Linked DNA regions of Homo sapiens: region 1 is linked to region 2. Evidence: read pairs that join two places in POLR2A ChIA-PET (ENCODE). Cell type or tissue: MCF 10A. All regions are shown on one strand. Each heading gives the region's core, and the rest is flanking DNA. Links, peaks and the distances in the headings are about the cores only.

What was found. ChIA-PET counts read pairs that join two places held together with the same protein. Peaks named below come from ENCODE experiments on the same cell type or tissue, not always from the same donor. Only the 100,000 strongest peaks of a DNase experiment are listed, where the experiment ranks them.
Region 1: POLR2A ChIA-PET joins it to region 2 with 26 read pairs; 8 of 35 experiments call an interaction of 5 or more read pairs at or near these places.

Annotation. Positions count from the first base shown.
Region 1 is chr16:75,481,786-75,484,598 of GRCh38, forward strand. It overlaps CHST6 (carbohydrate sulfotransferase 6), which reads right to left. Exons shown (of 3, transcript NM_021615.5): 2 at 32-106. Among named protein-coding and RNA genes, the nearest start is that of CHST6, 12 kb to the right of the region's middle. In MCF 10A, for the core only: no CTCF peak of the experiment used is centred there; a DNase peak (open chromatin) is centred at 1,626.
Region 2 is chr16:75,563,630-75,566,442 of GRCh38, forward strand. GABARAPL2 (GABA type A receptor associated protein like 2) reads left to right here and starts at 2,750. Exons shown (of 4, transcript NM_007285.7): 1 at 2,750-2,813. RefSeq lists a silencer at 2,813. In MCF 10A, for the core only: no CTCF peak of the experiment used is centred there; DNase peaks (open chromatin) are centred at 1,602 and 2,702.

The DNA.
Region 1 (2,813 bases), core at 314-2,813, 82 kb before region 2:
AGGACTGTCCCGGCCAGCTGAGGGGACTCACCACTGTCCAGGGCTGCTGGGAGAGCTGCAACGCTGATCACAAATCCATGGGAGATGATTAGAGGTTCCTCAGCACCTGGTAAAGCAGGAGGGCGATGGAGTCACACTCTACAGGGGAAGATAGCCCCAAAAGCGACACAACTTCTCTGAGGCTCGATTTCCACTTCTGTAGGATGGGATGTGCAACATTTAACCTCTTAGGGCTGTGAGATGCTGCTGCAAACACCTATGAAGAGGGGGCCTGGGAAAGCATTCCTTACACACATGCCCCCATTACTGTTACTGTCCCTGTGCTGAGCTACTGTTTGGAGAGGAGGAACCCCTCCCCCTGGGGAGTCTCCCCCCAGAGGAGACACCCACAGGCCACCTACTCTTCCAATCCCAGTATCTCACAGGCCACCCTCTGGCCTCCAACCACCAGCCCTTTCGTGGACCTTAAGAATGTCACATAGGTCGGGTATGGAGGTTCATGCTGGTAATCCCAGCACTTTGGGAGGCCAAGGCAGGCAGATCACCTGAGGTTGGGAGTTTGAGACCAGCCTGACCAACATGGAGAAACCCTATCTCTCCTAAAAATACAAAATTAGCCAGGCGTTGTGGCACATGCCTGTACTAGGGAGGCTGAGGCAGGAAAATCACTTGAACCTGGGAAGCAGAGGTTGTGGTGAGCCGAGATCATGCCACTGCACTCCAGCCTGGGCAACAAGGGGGAAACTCCGTCTCAAAACAGCAACAACAACAAAAATGTCACACATGTCTCACAGGGTGGAAGGAACACTGAGCCAGCTTCCCGCATTCCAAGGTCCCAAAGTGTTCTTCTGTTTGCACCTGTTGCATCTGCAATGATCTCAAGGCTGGGTGACTTTGGAAGGGAGGAGCCTGGAAGTTTTCTCCTTGCTCCTGCATCCTTTGCTCCTTGCCTGCCCCCTTCCCCTGTCCACATCGCCCACTGAGAGAAGCCAGGGTCTAACTTGTGAGCAGATCTCCTCTCTGCCCATTTCCCTCATCAGGAGGCAACAGGGGTGGGTGGAGGATGCCCAGCAGCTCTGTCACCAGCCGACTCCAGATCCCACAGCCACTCTGGGAAAACCTGGAAGACAGGGAGAGTAGCCACTCATCTGCTCTGCACATGATCAACGCTCCTCCAGTGCCAGTGGGCTGACGATGGTTGGCTTCCTGCCAATGGGGCGCCGAAAGAGAAGGGAACTCATTTTCTGACTTCAATGATCACAAGTGCTAGGTGCTTCAAGTCCACGCGATGACTTAACTCAACGGGCCCTGAGGTGGGCACGATGATGTCAATTTTTCAGGTGAAAGACTCAAGGCTTGGAGAGACAGCGAGAAAGCTGGGACCCCAGGACTCCTGTTCCTAAGCTTCTGGCACTTCTGATCCCAGGCTGTGGGCTTCTCCCACCTGTGATTGCTCCCTGCAGAGTGCAGGACCCTGCTGCTCTGGCCCAAACACAGTTGTCCTGGCCAGCTCAGCCCTTCCCTGGGTAGGGAGGATCTTGATCCCAAGCCAAGGTATTTGTTACCTGTGTTCCAGGGAAGCCAGAGGTCTTCTTAAGTGACTCACACACTACAGGAACTGCTATGAGATCCTATTACTGAAACTCAAGAACTAGGAAGGTGGTTGAATCATCCTACGCCACAGAGTCTCCAGAAGACCAGTTCCTAGCTGAGAGCATTCTGATAGGAGCCTTACGTTCAGCACAGTAGACATTTGGGCCAAGGTTTTGACATTAGGAAGAACAAGTCAGGCAGGCCCTGTGATAGGTACTTCTGTCTTCATGATTAAATGCTATCATCCCAAGTCCCTGGGAGGCAGAAATGACCATACCTCTCTGTTTTAATTGAAGCAGTGGGGCTCAGAGACATGAATATCCAGTAAGAAGGAGGAAGGGCAGGGGCTTAAATCCAAGAGCCAGCCGGGTACGGTAACTCATGCCTGTAATTAGGGCACTTTGGGAGGCTGAGGCGGGTGAATTGCTTGGGCCCAGAAGCTCAAGACCAGCCTGGGCAACATGGCCAAACCCCATCTCTACTAAAAATACAAAAATTAGCCCAGTGCAGTGGCGCGGACCTGTAGTCCCAACTACTCAGGAGGCTGAGGTGGGAGGATTGCTTGAGCCTAGGAGGCACAGGTTGCAGTGAGCAGAGACTGTGTGACTGCACTCCAGCCTGGAAAACGGAGAAAGACCCTGTCTCAAAAATAAATAAATAATAAATAAATAAATAGGCCGGGTGTGCGGTGACTCACGCCTGTAAACCCAGCACTTCGGGAGGCTGAGGCGGGTGGATCACCTAAGGTCAGGAATTTGAGACTAGCCTGACCAACATGGTGAAACCCCGTCTCTACTAAAAATATAAAAATAGCCAGGCATGATGGCAGGCACCTGTAGTCCCAGCTACTCGGGAGGCTGAGGCAGGAGAATTGCTTGAATCCAGGAGGTGGAGGTTGCAGTGAGCCAAGATCACACCACTGCACTCCAGCCTGGGTGACAGAGCGAGACTCCGTCTCAAAAAGTAAATAAATAAATAAACAAACAAACATACATAAATACATCGAAGAACCAGACTCTCACTGCAGGGCTCTGTGGTGGGTGTCGCAGTCCTGAGCCTTTGTCCAGTGCCCTTTCCCATCCTGGAAGGCCTATCTCCCCCTTGAAAGTCTTCCCTTGATGAGGGGCACATATTTATTATATGTTTACTTTTTGGAAAAGTTAACACATAGGTGTTGTATAAAATTCTAAGCCACGCATGGTGGCTCACGCCTGTAATCC
Region 2 (2,813 bases), core at 245-2,744:
GCCAAGTATTTTCATTTTTAAACTCACTGTCTACCTAATCTTACCCAGTTTAATAGCTTGAAATATTTCTCTCTAAATTTGAGACTCATAGCACCATTCACCAACTCTACATCTTCACTTGTGTATGTCCCTTGGACATCTCATATTTAATATCTCAAAAACCAAACTCTTGTTTTTCACTCCCCAAGCTGGCTCCACCCTATTTCAGTAAATGGCAATTCCATCCTTCCAAAAACCTTGATTTTGATCTGTCCCTCATGTCTTACATCCAATCTATCAGCAACTGTTACCAGTTTTACCTTCGAAATATATCCAGAATACAACTGCTTCCCATCACCTCTGTAGACCCCACCTTGGCCAAAGCCAACATCATCTTTCACCAGGATTATCACAATAGTGTCTCAACTATTTCCCTGCTTCCACCCTCAGCGCCTACAGTCTACTAAGCTAGCCTTTTGAAAAGGAAAGGCAGATTGTGTTACGTCTCTGCTTAAACCCCTACACTGACTTCTCATCTCATTCTAAATAAAATCCAAAGCTCTTTGCATGGAATTCAAAGCTCAACACAGTTTTGTTCTAGATATCTTTGAATTTGTCTCATAACACACTCTCCTCTCTCATTTATTCAGCTCCAGCCACAGGGGTTCCCTAGAATATGCCAGGCACTTTATCTAATTAGCATTCCATCCCACCACACTCTCTAGTCACCTACTGTGCTTTATTTTTCGAAATAGCACCTATCATTACCTAACATACTTATTTTTTGTCTTATCCCACTAGAATATGTCAGGGGGACAAGAATATCTCATGCTGCCACCCATGAGAATAGGGATGTCATCTGTCTTCTTCACTGTTTTTCCCCAGCACCTAGCACAGAGCTCTTGTATGTAACAATAATTTCTAAGTAGGAAATTCAAAGGATTTTTTCCACTTCATTAAAAACAAACAAACAGATGCAGTGGCTCACACCTGTAATCCTAGCACTTTGGGAGGCCGAGGCGGGCAAATCACTTACTTGAGGTGAGAAGTTCAAGACCAGCCTGGCGAACATGACAAAACCCCATCTCTACCAAAAATACAAAAATTAGCTGGGTGTGGTGGTGTGTCCCTGTAGTCCCAGCTACTCAGGAGGCTGAGGCAGCAGAATCGCTTGAACCCAGGAGGCAGACTGCAGTAAGCCAAGATTGTGCCACTGAACTCCAGCCTGGGTGACAGAGAAAGACCCTGTCTCCAAAAAACAAAAACAAAAACAAAGAAACAAAAAAACCTATTCTAGTTACTCAGACACACAGTCTTAAAATAACAAAAATACTTATAGAATGAAGCTAGATTCCACAGCATCGATCAGGAATTTCCAGTGTAGGAAATGATGAACTACCACATTCAAACATACAGGCTTTACAGGTGCATCAGAATCACAAGCACGTGGCAGGGTTCATGTGCCCAATTAAGTGAATATTCCTGCTACATGTTCAGCAGCTTATAAACAGATGGTGACCCAGACCAGACTGCCTTGATGAGTCTGCTTGGAAAAAAGGCATTACATCACTGATTGGAGAACCTCAAAGCATATGTCCGGGCAGGTGACACACACACAGCTCAGGCTGTGATTGCTAAACCACTCCCACAGCCAAATAAGGAAACCCATCTCATGACCAGCTCTCAGGGGAATTCTCCGAGTCTGACAGTCACCTCTAACTCCTCTGCCAGTTAAAATTAAGGGGTCTGTGATCAGTGATGTTACACTCCTCAAATGTGCATTTTTTTTTGAGGCGGAGTCTTGCTCTGTTGCCCAGGCTGGAGTGCAGTGGTGTGATCTCGGCTCACTGCCACCTCCACCTCCCTGGTTCAAACGATTCTCCTGCCTCAGCCTCCCGAGGAGCTGGGACTACAGGCGCCCACTACCATGCCTGGCTAATTTTTGTATTTTTAGTAGAGACGGGGTTTCACCATGTTGGCCAGGCTGGTCTTCAACTCCTGACCTCAGGTGATCCACCCGCGTCGGCCTCCCAAAGTGTTGGGATTACAGGCGTGAGCCACCGTACCCCGCCTCAAATGTGCATTTGTGATACCTTTTCGTAAATGTTTATTCAAATATTTATTCACGAATAAAGGAAGAAAACGGGATTTGTTTAAATTCAATTTCTAGGTCCAAGACAACCTACTACGGCTGTCCCTAATACGGACCTCCGGGTTGTCCTCAGTGCCGCTTCCAACAGTGTCCTCAAACACCCTCCCCTCCCATAATGAGCCCCCAACCTGTCACCACTCCGAGCAATACTCCCCAAACTGTCAACGCCCTAAACAGCTCCCTTGTTATCGCCAAGCTCTAGAAAGCCCTCCTTATGTCATTCTTACCCCTAAAGACCGTTCTTGTCACCAATTCCCCAGACTTCCCCTATGAACCGCTCTAAGAGCCCTCAGCTATCAGCCACACCCCCAAACAGCCCTCAGTAAGAGCCCTACACTATCAGCCAGACGTTTTCCGCCACCAACGCTCCCGAGACCCCACTCCTGTCACCAGTTCCCCGAACATTCCTGCGAGCAATGTCGCAGATACTGCTCACAGACGTCCCCATAACCAACTTCTTCGCCACCGCAGCCCAGGAGCCCCCAAAGGGGTCCTCCGCGGCCCCGCCCCTTTACGTGCGGCCCCGCCCCTTGGCGTGGCGCCCTGACAAATGGCGCCGGAAGCCCCGCCCCCGGCCGGTTGCTAGGCTCCGACAGCCGGAAGTCCCGCCTGCCGTGTAGTCGCCGCCGTCGCTGCCGCTGCCGCTGCCGCCGTCGTTGTTGTTGTGCTCGGTGCGCTGAGC